2 separate regions of the Mus musculus genome follow, and region 2 is linked to region 1. Evidence: chromatin loops called from intact Hi-C (ENCODE). Cell type or tissue: left cerebral cortex. All regions are shown on one strand. Links, peaks and the distances in the headings refer to the core of each region. The heading gives the core; the rest is flanking DNA.

Region 1 (8,343 bases), core at 216-8,215:
CCACTAAAGTGCCTGCTACCATTCAGGTAATCACCAGGTCTTTAGCTGCAACAGCTACTTTGTATTTTCTCACTGTCTCCTGCAAAGCTTGCAGCTCTTCTCCAAACTGCATTTTATACTGAGCTGAAGTCTGTATCCTGTGCCGATTTTTGTTAAGTAATAAATGATGAGACCATTCTTTTTATGAGTTCCCATTCTAATCGGGCTCCTCAAATGGGGAGAGGAGGGGGAGGGGAGGGGAGGGGCCAGAAGAGGGCAGAAGGAGGGAAGAAAATACCTTCCCTGAACTGTACAAGCTAAGCTTCAAACGATATCCTAAGAAAGAAATTAAAGACTTCTTAATTAGTGCAGCAATTAAGCTTTCTTGGTAGCATTTTAATCAGCATAGGCCCTATCAAAGGACAAACAGAACGATTTGCAGGTCTTTGAATTTTAAACAGTCTTATTGATTTCAGCACAATACGTCTCCACAAAACATAGGGAGAATTTTCTAATATCAGTTACAGTACTTTGAGTTTTGCTTATTCAAATTGAATGAAGGTTAGGAAAGAGTAGATGGATGGAGAGCATCTTAAAAACCAAGACCTGTAAAACAATAAACAGGACAAAAGCTTTCCATGCGAAAGATTCAATGGGGAATTTGAAATCTTTCTTAAGTTGATCTATGTGCTGTGTTAAACACGGTTTGACTTCTTCATCGCAGGAAAGAATTTCTCCAAGAATAGGAAAGAAAGAGATAAAAGCAGTATGCTTTTCCAGGCGTTCTCTTTCCGGTACATTTTATTTTGCAACCTTTGACTTTACAAACCCTATTGTTTGGAAGGAACAAGTGGTGGTTCCTTCAAAAGGTTCAGAAACCTGAGGTGGGGGGAGGGGAGGAGTCACATATAGGTACAGGGGCTTTGCTTCTAAGTGAAGCCCGTGCATGGAGCCCTTGTTTCCCTGCAGAACATTTGAAGTTGGCTGGAAGCAGGGTGGAATTATAGCTATGCATCACTGCTTCTCTTCCTGTTTGTTGCTTCTTCAGAGTGTGGCAGATTTTGGATGAGTGATAGTTTAAGGAAACATAAGAATGAGAATGGTAAGGTCAGGCTTTGCCCACTTATAACTGGCCGTTTCTATTTGTGGTACCAATAATTGAAACATTCCATAATTTACCATTTAAAAAGCACACTAGATTTTATTGAAGTTAGGAATGGCATTCACAAATAAATTAGTTTTTTTTTCTTTTAGAGTTTAGCACTTTCCACAGTGTTGTATTTCACAAATGCAGCAATTTGACATTTTAAAAATTGGCAATATTTCTAAAATATATTTTGATATTTGTGGTATATACTGAATCTATGCTTTTAGTTAAGAATAGGTTTGATGATTCAAAAATTATTAAACCTCACCTCATTATAACACACTGGGGCAAACAGCTGTGAAAGCTTCATCTATCTTTGTAGAAGTTTATATACTTTTATTCAATTTTTAAAAAATTCTTACACTGTAAGAAAGCCTTCCAATGCAAGTATTGTGCCTCAAAGTTTAGCATAAAAGAGTAATAAGACAATAGTGTCATATTTCACTTTAACGGATTCCTATATACTTAGACAATAAACTTCAGAGTTCAGTGGATTTAAAAAGATAAAGACAAAAGTGATAATTTCAATACCTAAATGGCAAAAATAACATCCTAACATTTCTCAAATCAACAAGCCTGTTATAATAGTTTATTTCTTAAATCTGTCATATGCTGCCTCCTCACATCTTATGAAATCTTTAGACATGTGTAGACAGGTTCAATGCCTAACTACTCCAGATTCCTAGAGATATAAGCAACAAACACACAGGACCTATGCTCAAATTCTATGCTGGTCAAACATCCCGGAAAAAACATCGCTGTGCAACAAGTTAGAGAAGACAGGAGGAGAAAATGAGTGTCTTACTCCCCTCATGCAGCCCCAAACCACTATTCCCTTCTGCCTTCTGTGTTTACAAGTCAACCAGGAGGCTTAGTTTCTATTTCATTCTTTACAAACACATTCTCACTGAGAAAGCAAAAACGAAGTTCCCAAAACATAGCAGGACTTTCCAAATATGAAAGGAACCCAATAATTATTGTGTGACTTAAATAACACACTTTCGACTCTCCTCGGGTACTGAAGGAGAAATGAGAGTTGATTACTGTGCAAGACCAGGTGAATTAATTAGAGTTTTGGGTAAGAAACATCAGTGTGTTTTTGTATTCTACTTTCTAATCTTCAAGGACAGCTGATCTCTTTAGAAATTTCTAGATAAAGAAGTCATCCCTGACCAATCTCTGGAGGTGAAAGGGAAGTTGTTTTAATCCACTGTATCCCTGTCTACTAGGATCAGGAGCACCCATTATTCTTAAGTGACTTTCTTCCCGCAGCTTGAAAACTCTTCTTTATCTTTATATAAACATTTTTGATATAGAAAAAAAACCCGTCAGATACACAAAATAGTCCACACTGCTTACATGTGAATTTTCCTATAATAATAATAATAATAATAATAATAATAATAATAATAATAATAATAATAATAATAATTGCCCAACAGTCATGAGCTGGGGATGTTTCCTTTTGTAACTGCTTGCACAAATGCCCCGCGCGCGCGTGTGTGTGTGTGTGTGTGTGTGTGTGTGTGAACCTAAATCCTTGAAGGTGAGCTGGCAGCGGCACCGCCGCTCTTTCAGTCATGAGGCGTTTGCTCAGAACCTTTTTGGGGTGGGTGGGTGGGTGGGAGCTAAGAGTCTTCTCCTTCAAAGCCACAGAGGAGGTGGCAGGGGATGTAACGGTAGCAGCGCGAGAGAAGTAGATGACCAGCTTTCTCTCCCTCTCTCTGAGCACCACTCTTGGGCCCCGGCTTTTCTAGGGCTTTCCTCCCACCCTTTTCCTCCGTACCCTCCCCCCCCACTCCCGTTTTCTACCCACCCCCTTTCCTCGGTCTCGCGCTCTTGGAGTCTGTGCTCCGAGTTCCTGGTTGGATAATTTGGGTTAATACTAGTGAGTGAGGTTTTCGCGGCTTCAAAGGGTATTTCAAGTATCCGGAGCTCCTCCCCTCCGCACCGTGTGACAACAACAACTCGTCCAGCCGGCAGCCTGCACTTTCAGCTCATTTTCTCTCTGTCATTCCCCTCTCAATCTTTGATCAATGTACTTGCCAGGGAGAACCCAAGTCCCTCAACCCTCCTCCTTTTCACCTTCATCCTTAACTTTGTGCTAGAGCGGGACCCACACACCACCAGCCGACCCTCCCCGCCCCACCCCCGCCTCTCCCCCCCCAAGAGCAGCCCGCGATCCCAGCCCCGAGAGAGGACTCGCATTTCGACTTGCGGGACACTTTTGTGCGTTTCTCTCTCGAGCGCCTCTCGCGCTCGCCCCTCCTGCGCTCGCTCTTTCTTAACCTCACCTCCTTTTTCTCCTCTTCTCTCCCTCTCTCCAACTAAGGTTCCTTCCTAGAGTGCTTGTTGTCTCTGCCCCCCCCCCCACCTCGATCCTTGTCCCCCTTTCTCCCCCTTCCCCTTTGGGGGGTGTGTGGCAACTTTTCCCCCTCGCTTCTCCTCCTTCTGTTTCCCCTTATATGTGACCATGGCAGTGCCGGCGGCTTTGATCCCTCCGACCCAGCTGGTCCCCCCTCAACCCCCGATCTCTACTTCTGCTTCCTCCTCGGGCACCACCACCTCCACCTCCTCGGCGACCTCGTCTCCGGCTCCATCCATCGGACCCCCGGCGTCGTCTGGGCCAACTCTGTTCCGGCCGGAGCCCATTGCCTCTTCTGCTTCTTCTTCAGCCGCGGCCACAGTCACCTCTCCTGGTGGCGGCGGCGGCGGCAGCGGAGGCGGCGGTGGCAGCGGCGGCAACGGAGGCGGCGGCGGGAGCAACTGCAACCCCAGCCTGGCGGCCGGGAGCAGCGGCGGCGGCGTTAGCGCTGGCGGCGGCGGCGCCTCCAGCACCCCCATCACCGCGAGCACCGGCAGCAGCAGCAGTAGCAGCAGCAGCAGCAGCAGTAGCAGCAGCAGCAGCAGTAGCAGCAGCAGCAGCAGTAGCAGCAGCAGCTGCGGCCCCCTCCCTGGGAAACCCGTGTACTCAACCCCGTCCCCAGTGGAAAACACCCCCCAGAATAATGAGTGCAAAATGGTGGATCTGAGAGGGGCCAAAGTGGCTTCCTTTACGGTGGAGGGCTGCGAGCTGATCTGCCTGCCCCAGGCTTTCGACCTGTTCCTGAAGCACTTGGTGGGGGGCTTGCACACCGTCTACACCAAGCTGAAGCGGTTGGAGATCACGCCGGTGGTGTGCAATGTGGAACAGGTTCGCATCCTGAGGGGACTGGGGGCCATCCAGCCCGGAGTGAACCGCTGCAAACTCATCTCCAGGAAGGACTTCGAGACCCTCTACAATGACTGCACCAACGCCAGGTAAAGAGCGGAGGGGAAACCTTCTGTCGCCCTGGTCCTTTCCCACCCTCCTCCTCGCCCTTCCCCTGCTCCCTTCCCGGCGCCGCCCGCTCAGCGCGTCCGCGAGCTGCGCGCCCTGGCGAGCACGGCCCTCTCCTGTCGGTCCCCGGGGCTAGTCTCCTTCGCCCGACCTCCTGGGCAAGTTCGCACTGCTCGCGGCCTGATCCGTGCCGGCCGGGTGTTCCTGATGCTTCCTAGGGCATTCGGGCTAGGCTGCCGCTGAGCTTGGGATGCAGAGTGGGGAACCAGAGGAAGGTGCCTTCCCAGGAGTCACAGCCCCTTCCCGGGCGCGCTGGTGACCTGCACCCGTTCCGGACACTACTGCCTGAGTGTGCACTCCTGGGACCTGGGTTCCTCCAAGAAGCCTCTGGGCACCTCTGGGATAGGAGGGAGGTCGTGACCCTGATCCTGCAGGGCTCCGAAGCTGAGGGATGCGCTCTGGGATAGGGGGGCTCCTCTAGTAAGAAAAGAGGGTGGGCTGGCAGCTGAGAGCGGCGCTGAGAAGTCAGCACCGGAACAGTACCGGGCGCTGAGAGGAGCAGGGGTAATCTGAGAGTTCAACCAAAGAGTTCAGCCCCACATCCCAGAGGGAAGCCTGTGTAGGGGAGGGGTTTGTGTGTGCGCGGATGTGTGTGTTTGTGTCTCCCTATCTGTGTGTGTGTGTGTGTGTGTGTGTGTGCGTGTGTGTACGCGCGCGCGCGCACGCGCTCGTGAAAAGAAAAAAAGAAGTACGTTTGCCCCGGGGCAAATGCGAGGGCACAAACACGTTTTGTTCTTTAGGAGATGACCTGGTGCCCCAGACTCTTGGAAGCTGAATTGGAGAGGTGGGGAAGAAAAGAAAGGGACTTGCTCGCCCTCTTTTCAAAGTGCGGATTGACCAGTCTTCGCTCTTTCTTTTTCTTTTTTCTTTCCACTTTCTTTTCTGAGTTTAGTAGCTCAGGAAAGGTGCAGGTGGTCCTTTTGCCACAGGATGCTAAGGGCTTGAATACTTCTCGCCTAGTCTTCCTTGTGCATGTGCGCCGAGGTGGCCTTGGGACAGTCCCTGACCCAACCAGTTTTATGCTAATGAACGCTCACTGGGGGAGGATCTACCGAGAGGGGGCGGGAGTGGGGCAACTTGTCAGTTTCGGGGTAGAAATGATCCAGCTGCTGGCAGAGGGATAAGTTCAGAGGTTCTGAGAGAAAGAAAGTAGAGAAAGTTGGAGATCATAAGTAGGCACTTGGGAACTGGGAGAAAAGATTCATACACACACACACACACACACACACACACACACACACACACATGCACATACGCACACTTTGGTACCTTTAAAATAAGCTTAATGGTGAGGGGAAAAAGCAGAGGCTCTTAACAGAGCTAAGGAAACTGGACAGGAGAGGTGAGAAACCAGACCCAAAGCCACCAGCAATTTCTTTGAGACTATTCCTCTGTAGGGCCTGGGAAGAGAAAGGAAAAGACCAGAACTCCATCCCAACTTAACTGACCTAGCTAGCAATTCCTTTCTGTGTTTATTTGATGTTTTGATGTTCCTGTCTTGACCTCTTATTTCAGCTGTGGTGTGTGTGTGTGTGTGTGTGTGTGTGTCCTGCTCGCACATACGTGCGCGCACACATGCTTCTACTGGATCCGGTGGGTGGCCAGATGGCATTGGGCACGGGTGGGCATGCTGATTGCTAAATGCCATTTAGTCAGATAACTGTCATTCTTGGTTGTCCAGAAGATAACATATTTGTCCAAAACCTGTCGTAAAAACTACCAGAAGCACCCAGGACATTGTTGTAGAGTCATGAACAATGCACAGTAAAACTGGAAGTCAGTTCAGACACTTGTGTTGCTGGCTGTCACACTGACTCTGTGACAAATTGAGATGCAGCTTTCCTCTTCACTAACGAAATGCCTGCTCTTCTCCCAATATCCATTGTGTTTCTCGTGCTGAATAATCAACAGTCATTTTACATATGTGCAGGCACACACTGACATGAGCACACACACACACACACACACACACACACACACACACACACACCCTGTGAGGAACTCCTTACAGTGGCTCTGTGATGTTATGATACCAAGACTTTAAATGGTAGTTTTAGTCATATAGTCGGAGGATAGTCTTAAAGTTACTTTAAAAAAAAAAGTTTTCTTTTTACTTTCTTTCCTCCTCTTTCCGGTCCCTCCAACCATCATCCTTTTCTTCCTTTGTCCATTTTTCCTTCCCAGAGGTTCCTAACAGTTCTGGAGTCTTAAGTTCCAAGGCCAAAGATCACTTAAACTCAGTAGAATTGTGTATCCCTTTAAAAATACGTCATCTGCACCCTAATTATATTTCATTTGGCCTTAATATTTTGTGATTAAATGTTTTGTTCTAACATCCTACTTCAAGCTATTCTTAGGCAGGGAAAGTGCTGACTGACTATCACATTTTGATTTTATATATCAACTAGAGAGCCTTTTACACTTAAATCCATGGAAATTCTGCTAGTTATTCTGAGAAGATTTGAATATACACCTACATAGGTTCTCCCAACACAGCCATAGGCCAGGAAATGGAACTTTGCATTTGAACTTTCTCTCACCAAAAATATACAAATTGCATGTTACCATATTAGCAATTTAATACTAATTATAAGGGTTATCTTTTCCGGTCTTTATTTTGAAAGCAATAGCTGGAATACTTTGTTCTTTGAACTTGCAAACTATTTTTATTTTCATTTAAACCTGGTTTATGCTTTGGTGTTAAGATTTTGTTTTTATTAATCTAGATTAGAGTGACATCTTTCACCCTAGTTTCTTTCAATTCTGGGTATTTAACAGACCAAGGGAAAATTTGTTCATTGTATTACTGAAAATATATAAGTAATAACATTTCTCATATATGATTCGTTATATAGATAAACATAGTGTCTTGTGTACATATTATGTGCTGTGTAGCAGTGGGTGTCTGTGATATTAAATTTTAGTATTCTCAGTATTATAGGAGATATATATATATATATATATCTATGAGGACTCAGCAATATTTACATTTCAGGGAATTTTAGGAAACTAAAAAGTGATGCTAAAGGAAAAAAACATTAATAAACAATTTGAGAGTGACTCAGGAAGGTAGCAAATCCTAAAGTCGATTTAATTTGCTTGGGGCTATTGAATTAGTATGCTCTCTATGAAAATTAGAGTAAATGTGGAAGCCATCTGTCATTACCTCTAGGAGAAGAAAAAGGCACTGTCACCTTCTAGATAGTAAACCTAAATATAATACAGGTCTCAAAACATGAAAGAACATCTAAGGAAACCCATTTCAAAGTTGTTGAAAGACAAAGTCTGACCTTGGTCAGTTTCCTACAATTATTATTTTAAAACTAAACATTAGTTGTCTGAACTTGGCTGTTGCAGCGGAGGTCAGTTAATTAACTGCTAACCATTAAATAACAACAACAGCAACAACAAAAAGTCATTATGTCCATGGTCAAGTTTGTTTGTGTCAGTCAATTGCTTGTTTGCAGATTTGGATTAAAGTTTGATTTTTCTGTGAATTCATGGAATGAAAAGTGAGTCTTACATTTGTTCTGAAATGCTTGTTTTCTTGATTATTGGAAGAAGACGATATTTCTGTTTTTTTTTTTAAAAACCAGACTATGACTTGGCTTCTGTGTAGCCTGAGATTTCCAAAGTTTTTCATTTAAACAGACTACCTCATTCAATCCTTTACATGTATACACATAGATTCATAAACAGCATTCTTTTGTCTTTAAAGTGGATGCTATCCATGGACATAAATTGGAAGATATGCCAAGCCTTTTATGTTTCAGGGTCATATCTGAATACAGTTTTACTGTAAGAACTGTAGCTTTCCCAGTAATTCTTTGCTTTATTT
Region 2 (8,343 bases), core at 106-8,105, 840 kb after region 1:
CCTTAGTCATCATTGGGTCTACATCTGCGTCCATTTACACTACCAGACATCTATTACTAGCAAAGGCCAGAAGGATGTCCCTTTTTGGGCTGCCACCCAGGATATGTTGACATCTGAGAGCTGAGCATAACTGGCCCATCCCTCACCTGGATATTATGTGAGAGCTGGCTTGTGCGTTGGAGGGGGGCATGAGAGTAGGAAAGCGGCCTCTGCCTTTAGACACTGTGACTGGGAGAGAGGTCTCACTTATTGTATGAGCTGTAGGTGATATGGTCTGAAGAATACAAGCATGGGAGATCTGGCCTTAACATTAGCCTCCATATGGTGGCACGGATGAGGGAGAGTTACCCTCCTCCCCCTTCTGCCTGTCACCTGTGGCACATGGGAGATGTGGCCGTGGGGTCATGAGAGGAGGAGAGCTGCCTTCATCCCTCCCAGAGTGTAGCATTCAGGAGAGGACCACTTGGTCTGGGAAGCAGGGTAGAGCTGACGCTAGTTATGGAGGTTGCGGGAGAGTCAGGCCCCCAAAAACTGACCAGCTCAGATAACTCAGAGGCTTTGAATTGGCAAGACCCAACATCCACCCCATCTGCGAACTGTTGGAGCACATGAAGGGAACCGAACTACAGATTTTAAACTACAGGATATCCAAGACACAGGACAACAGCAGGATATTTGAGAGGAAGCCCAGTAAACTTCCAGGCCTGACATAGCAGAAGCCTAGGGAGCTTGTATCAGGCCAACGTCTCATTGCAATGAACATTTGCAAGCAAAGAAGTGTGGACAAAAGCGTATAGTGTGAAACACACTGTGATTCACTATTGCTTCCACAATATTTTCTTTTCTTTGTTGTAGTGTAGAAATTGCAAGGATGGGGGACAGGTAGGGAAGGTAGGGGAGATGAGTAGCATCGGTGTGCAAAATGCGAAATTGACAAAGAACCAACAAAAAGCTAAACAGTTTGAACAAATCTTACTCATTCGTTTTAGCCACATTGGTAAACAGTAGTTTGAAAACTCATTTCTTTTACATCTTATCATTTTTACTTAATTTTTAATAGAATAATGCCTTTTCTCATCTTTATTATTGTAATTAACCTATCATTTATTCATTAATTGTGCTTGGTTAGTGTCCCACAAAAAATAATCAGGATTGTGCATCTGAGTTTGGACTTACCCTCAGAGTCTGAACTCACAAATGAGTATGCAACTCCATATTCTGCCTCTCCTTCAAGTATAATTTAAACATTGACAATAGATCGGCAGTACATTGTAAGTTCTTCTGAACCAGTGGCCTTTCTGCTTCCCATAGTTGACTTATAGAAAGGTGCAGCTCTGGACTCAGTGGTAGCATACACAGTTGCTATGAGTTTGTCGTTACTGTAGCTCTCTAGTGCACTGTCAGCTTGATTTCTCGTCATCTTACATCTAAGATGTATGGTGTATAGAGAAGACAGGACTTACAACATGTCCTGGTGTGTGTCTGAGAGAGAGCAATGGTGTCTTTGGTGCCTCTCTGACAAATGACTGATATGGAAGTGTTCTGTACTTGGTGCTGGCGTTTTTGTGTAATGACCTCCCAATTGTACTTAATAACTGTACTTTCTCATCTTGCTAAAGTTGTCAAATTATCTTTTACATTTTTAAAAAACTGATTACTTAATAATAGGTTATCAAACACATTTAAAGGCTCATTTGTTAAAAAGAATCAAAAAAATTTTGGGTGCCAAGACTAAGTTTTGCCCTATGGACATAACAAGAAGTTGGTTTGTCAACATGAAAATAAATCCATAAAAGATTAGCTTAACAAATTGGAAGCAATGTGATCTTTCGAAACTCAAGCTATCCACAGTAAGTGGTCAATAACAATTTATTGATGGTGATAATGTTGTGGGCCCTTTGAAGAGCTGTTAATAATACAACGCAAACCATGTGCTGTTAAAATCCCTTGAATAGTTATTTAATAATATGATTAGACTAATTTACTGCAAGATTAAAATTGTTATCTGGCTTTAATGTGGCCACTAGAATAGCCTTGGAAAAGAGTCACTGTGCAATGCTTTTCTTAGAAGACATACTTTTGAATGTTCTTATAACATAGCAATAAAATATTGCTTTAACCTATTATCAAATTTAAGATTGTGATTTTGGAGAAGTTTCACTTTCTCTTCTAGTGAACAAAGTATAACATATTGATTCTTTCTGCGGGTTAACACATTAATTTGGTCTGGAAGGCTGGCATTAAAGATATAACTTCATTGTAAAGAGAATCTCCAAGGCTTTCTCTTAGAGGACTGGGAATTCATTCAACATTTCAATGCCATCCCTCTGTAATCTGTTGATTGGTGTTCATAATTCTTCACAGAGATATTGTGAAGATTAATGAAATAGAGTTTGTAAAGTATTTTATCTCTTCAAATGCAAGTTGTGTGAGCTGAACGTTTAGAAGCCTCATTATACACAGTCAGCGCTGTGCCAGAACTCTTAAACTGTTAGTAAAATCTCTTAAGTGTTGTACTTTATCATCGCTGTCTTGATAATGGAGGGCTATGCCTATCATATCCGTTTTTGTCTCTTCAAGACTGTTTAAGCATAGGACTACTGATGCTTGACATTTATCTACGTTACAGGGATCCTCTTCCATTTGGAGTGGATGGAATTTGTACAAGATCCATCTTATAATGTTATCTAATAATGTCAGGCTCTATATATGTAAAACATAGGGTTGCAAAACAGTGATGCACTTTAAAGCGTAAGCCTATGTATAATAAACACCCCAAGGCCTTACATCACAACATAGAGGGCTTTGTTCTTACAGCAGAAGACCTTCAAAGTATAAGAAATCCTATTTATTAAGATATATAAAAGGTAATATTATGTCAACAGAATCTCTTAAATATAAGACTAATTCAAAACTGTATTTTTCTAGAAGACTCTATAATTTTTAGAAAAAAAAAAACAAAAATGAAATTCCTTTTGAACTTCTTATTATCTACTTCTGTCTTATGGGAAAAAGAAGTGATGAAGCGTGAACATGCAAATTGAACCAAGACTATCAGTTTGAGATTTTGGGGGGAGGGAATGGTGGAGTCCACTTTCACAGTCATCATAGATTTTCAGAAAGAATTATACTAAGAGGCTGATATCACTAAAATATTTTCAGTTACAAGAAGAATTACTGGTAACTTACATGATTAGATTTCTTTTATGAAGATGAATTAATCTTCAAACTTAGTTTTTATTTTCACTACTATAATTTGAATTACGTTGTATGCTTTAGACAGAATAATTAAATTTTCATATTCAGTTCATACAAATACACCACGTGGCTTCACAACGCAAGAAAGATCATAGTGTTTATAATGACTCAACTTTGCAACGTTACACTTCTCTGATGCTGATATATATGTAACATAAAAATTTTTCATTTGACACAGCAGAACAATATGGAATTAAAAATATAGTGAGGATTAGTGAGGAAAATTAAATCTGAGGGAAATAATCAGGTGAAGGAATTATATGGTTTAATTGAGCATTATAATATACAGTATCACTTGACTCTGATGTTTATTTTATCAATATAGAATGTTTTATTAATCCCAACACTGTTGCTCTAAACAGAAAATTATCATATTCACCTATATTTTATACACTTGTCATATTTTAAGTAATCATAAATAGAGACTGTGGTACTATAGTACATTAATTGACATTAGAAATTTAGCAGTGTATATAAATATTTGAGTCTATGCTTTATTGAAGGGAATCATTTTATAGACAGATATTTTAGTATAAAATTATAAAGATGTGATCTGAAAGAATATTTTAAAGACTCTTCTTATTCCAAGTTGCAAAAGACTATTATCTGCCACTTAGAAAGATTCTAAATAACCCTACAGCTCAGACTTGATTGAATTGCAAAGATCCAGTATGACTAAATATAAAGTCATATAAAATTCTAAATATAGTTATGTTTTAGACATGTCTGTTTGACCGGGTTTTCTTATTTATACAAGGTACTCTTACATTATATTACAGTGGTTTATATGTGATTACATTTGAATATTTTTGGCAATTTTTTTCACTTAAGATTTATATTCATCAAAATACTGAAACTGGTAGAGTTACTCTATACTAGGAATTTTATAACATGACATTCTGTAAGTTTCCCCATGGAGTAAGTGGGGAATAACCAAATAGTTCAGGAAAGCAAATAATAATTTTTAAAATGTTTATATTTGGAAAAGAACTCCAGGCTTTCTTTAAGCATAATCACTAATGTTCAAACAGGATTATTTATCAAAGAAAAACAAAATGGCTAGCAATAATGTGAAATTTAAAGACTTGAGAGTATCTATCAAAGTTAGAAATAGTTGAAGTATTTGCTCTCTTATAAGTGTATAGAATTCCACAAGGATTCAGAGTAAACTGTGAAGAAGGGTGAAAGCGCCACCTATTGATAAGAATATGCAAATTGTTTGTTGACAGCGCTTAGCAGAGTAAGCTGCTCTAACTAAAGTAAAAGAATTTCCAAGGCTGAAGATTTTACTTGCTCATTATAGAATTATTTTATTTTATTTATCAATAATTGGCTCATTTCACATTTTGATCAATTCTAGTTATCCTGAAACAGTGGTACCTGGTTTTTCAGTACATTCTGTTTGGAGAAAAATAATGATCCTCTTATAGGTGTATTTGAGGAATTGTGTACTGAAATAACAGAAACAAACATATCTAATCATATCTGTTTTATGAAATAATGAATTTCCTAGAATAAAATGAGCAGCCACAATCCCATATTTGTTTTACAAAAACAAGGATATAAAAGTCATATGATTAAATAGATTCTCTTAACATACATCAAGCATATACCATAATAAATGTGTCTTGAATATATCAACATATTCATTAGTTTTCTCTTTTCCTTTAGTGTCTTACATCCTGATAATGTTTTTTAACTCAATATGTGAATATTCACCACTTGGATTGGAATTAATATATCATATAGTTTTAATGAAAAGAAATTTATTATTTTAAAATAAGATTTTATGCCTTCATAGAGAAGAAAGATTAAACTTGATATAAAATAGCTTTATTCTTGTGTTAGGTCACACAAAGGAAAGGTGCTTTTTTTTAAATGAACTCAATAATATATTTATCCTTTCAATTCACTGAAAGTTTTGGGACTTAACTCCTAAACTTATCTAAAGTCAGCAACTGCTTACAACACGAAGTCAAAGGGCAGCAATTCTTAGTAACCTTCAGAAAAGTTCTTCCACAGTGGAGGGTTAGCTCACACAATCACCTAACTTTGGGAAAGAAAGCATGATTTGAAGGCAGTTAATTAAGTTAAACTGTGCTAAAATTTGTCTTTAAAATGAACTCTGCTATACGATATTTACCAAGAGAGAAAGAAATAAATGCCAGATTTCCCCAATTTTCTAAATATGATGTTTAAGGATTATTGCATCAGTATTTATTTCAGTTCAATGCAATTGTAATGTCTCCATTTTACTAGCCTTAGTTGAAATTTTACAGGTTACCTTTGTTCTTTCCTAGATCAATAAAGTAACAGCAGATAGCTATTAATATATTTCTTTGCATCTGCACAGCGAAAACTTTAAATATTAAAACGAAATATTGCAGCCCATATATCATCTACTCTTACAAGACAGGAATGACAGTATTAAGATGCACATTCAGGATAGCACTCTTTCTACTTTGAACGCTGTCAAGAACAAAGTGCTTTACAGACTTAAAATAAATCTAGGTACTAATCCATTGAATTTCTGACAACAGGAGCCCAAGGTTTCCATGCACTTAGCTGAGTACTGCCTAAGAGCTTGTGCATTATTTATGTCCACTAATGGTGTTGCAATGCGCTTTGTGTGAGGCGGTGACAGTGCAATCTGCTAAGATAGCTACTGCTGTGGACAAAGCCATACATTTTCTTGAGCTTGAATTTTTGACAGAATACTCTATTAATGCCAATTCTGCTTAAGTAAATGCTGAACAGGGGTCAGTTGTTCCTTTTTTCCCCCTTCTCTTATTATTTAAGAAAACAGTGCCATAAAATTGAAAATGATGTTCTGAGGTTTGTGGGATTCTTGCAGTACAATAGTAGCTGGTAAAGGTCATTCTACTTTTTTGTCTACTTTTATGATTCCGTGTGATGGTCCACAGACTCAATAGGAAAGCTCTTAGCACCGGGGTAGGGAGGTGCTAGTAATTCCAGTTTCAATGCCATTATACTCTTCAGTGGATCAATAGAATTAAATGAGCTGAGATATTAGGAAAATATTGAAAAAATGCAGGAGGTTGCATTGTTTGACCAAGGTTGGGATGAGTTGAAAATGAAGAACCAAATAAAGAACCATCTATAGCAGCTGTCAATAAATCATGAGAAGCACACATGGAACCGAATGGAATACAGCATAAAGCCTCAAGCCGTGAATGACTGTAATGCGTTTTGTGTCTTTTAATCAATTTATTCCAAAAATCCAATACAGTTATCTGTTATCAATCACGTAAGGTTTTTCATGCAGCCTGTGCATGTGTTCACATTGCCTTACTTAAATGTTCATGGATCTTTAACAGTGTTTTTGTCCAGGGGAAATATTCTTTAAATGGATTGAAAATAACTTAAAATTTATATATACATATATAAATACATATACATATATGTGAAGGTGTACATATATGTATATATGTGAAATTCAATGACAAAGAAGTGAGAAGATATGCTTCAGGTTTTTTTTTAATAAAAATAAGTATTGTATTCACTTTTTAACATCTCTATTTCTTTGAATGCAAAACTTGTGCGGAAGATAGATTTGTACATGATTTCACCCTATATACTGGTGTTTGTTATTTAATTAGACTCAAAGAGGTCAATACATTCTAGTCTCCTTAATAGCAAAATCAACTTAAAAGTGTTTTATTTATCTCAATAATAAGAGATGCATTTTAGATTGAAGAGCAATAATATAATGATATTTCTCGTTGAATTAATAGGCACAGAAAGAGTCTCATCAATCTTTAAAATGTGGAATATTGTGTAAAATAACTACATAGATTTATTTCTTGTTTTTTAGCTTTTCCAAATGTTTCCTCTTTTAAAAATTAAAATAATTAAACTCAAGCCTACATTGTCATAGCATCCTAATTTTCATAGATAGTTTCTAATAAATACTGTTCAATCAGAACATATTCTCATTGAAGCTAATATAACAATGCTGTATTGACCTTGGGCAGTAATATATGTCCTTTCAGCTGCAGGAAATACATATGGCTGTTTCTAGATAACAGTTTAGGATAGTGAGTTGCAAATGGGACTCTTAGTAGGGATATTTAATAAATGGTTCATCTTTTAATGTCTGAATGAAGTTGATGACCATAGAAACAATGCAGTTACAAAAATGAAAGTATGTCTGCCCTGTAGGGGACTGGACAAACAGACTGCCAGTGTGTGCACTACCATGAACAGCAATCGTGAGTCATACATGAGTGATTTCTTGCTACTTCCTAGGTTTTCTAAAATGACAGCAATATCATTACACTATGGGTCTGTTAATTTTGACTCTTAATGGCTGTGAACAGCAAACATGTCCTTTTTCAGCAGTCTTTGAATTTCTTAGGTTGACACATATACTAACCTGGAATTTTTAAATTGTACCTTGTTGGAACAATTGTACAAAATGACAAATTCAGTTTATGATAGACCACAAATGACTTTGATATCTGTGCTGAGTTCAAATAAATCCATTGTTGGTATAAGAGACTCTATTTGACTAAGCTGACAAATGTTGATATTCTCATTATAATATTTATCATCTGAACCCAAAGTGATACCTCTCATCTGGGAAGGAGGTGCTAATTTAAAGATAGGTGCTATATTTTGGAAACACACTTTGTAAACTCAGCACAAGACTTACATAAGATATAGATAATGCATCACATTTAATTTCTCTGATATCATTTAGATGTTTTTCCATAGATGCTGAGATTTTTATAAAGATGTTAGTTATTTGTTTAAAATCTATAATAGTAACAATTTTATAACTTGACAATAAAAAATAAAAATTTATCTCAAGGGAAAAAAACCTCATTTTAAAGAAAATATTTAGAAATATAATAGATAATAGTCAATTAGAAAAATTTAAAGTATTGTTTAAATTGATTTTTGTTTAAAATTTTAAGAAAGGTCAATTGCTTTAAGTAAAAGATATTTTCTCCCCTCATAACATAGTGGTGGTATATTCCTTTTCACTTTTCATCACTTGTTGTATGTGTGTGTGTGTGTGTGTGCGTGTGTGTGTGTGTGTGTGTGTGTGTGTGTGTGTAT

Evidence for each region. Hi-C counts contacts between places; a loop is a spot of excess contacts. Peaks named below come from ENCODE experiments on the same cell type or tissue, not always from the same donor. Only the 100,000 strongest peaks of a DNase experiment are listed, where the experiment ranks them.
Region 2: a loop joins it to region 1, with 2.9 times the contacts of the local background. A loop is called at or near these places in 12 of 42 quality-filtered maps.

Annotation. Positions count from the first base shown.
Region 1 is chr14:98,164,566-98,172,908 of GRCm38, reverse strand. Dach1 (dachshund family transcription factor 1) reads left to right here and starts at 3,144. Exons shown (of 12, transcript NM_007826.3): 1 at 3,144-4,426. The coding sequence starts at 3,600. It overlaps Gm33583 (a long non-coding RNA gene), which reads right to left and starts at 3,005. Exons shown (of 2, transcript XR_003951195.1): 1 at 2,943-3,005. In left cerebral cortex, for the core only: CTCF peaks have their summits at 3,907 and 5,530; DNase peaks (open chromatin) are centred at 3,079, 3,843, 4,641, 5,557 and 1 more place; H3K4me3 peaks cover 2,907 bases; H3K27ac peaks cover 919 bases.
Region 2 is chr14:97,327,692-97,336,034 of GRCm38, reverse strand. No RefSeq gene overlaps it. Among named protein-coding and RNA genes, the nearest start is that of Gm23276, 4.8 kb to the left of the region's middle. In left cerebral cortex, for the core only: a CTCF peak has its summit at 4,458; a DNase peak (open chromatin) is centred at 4,457.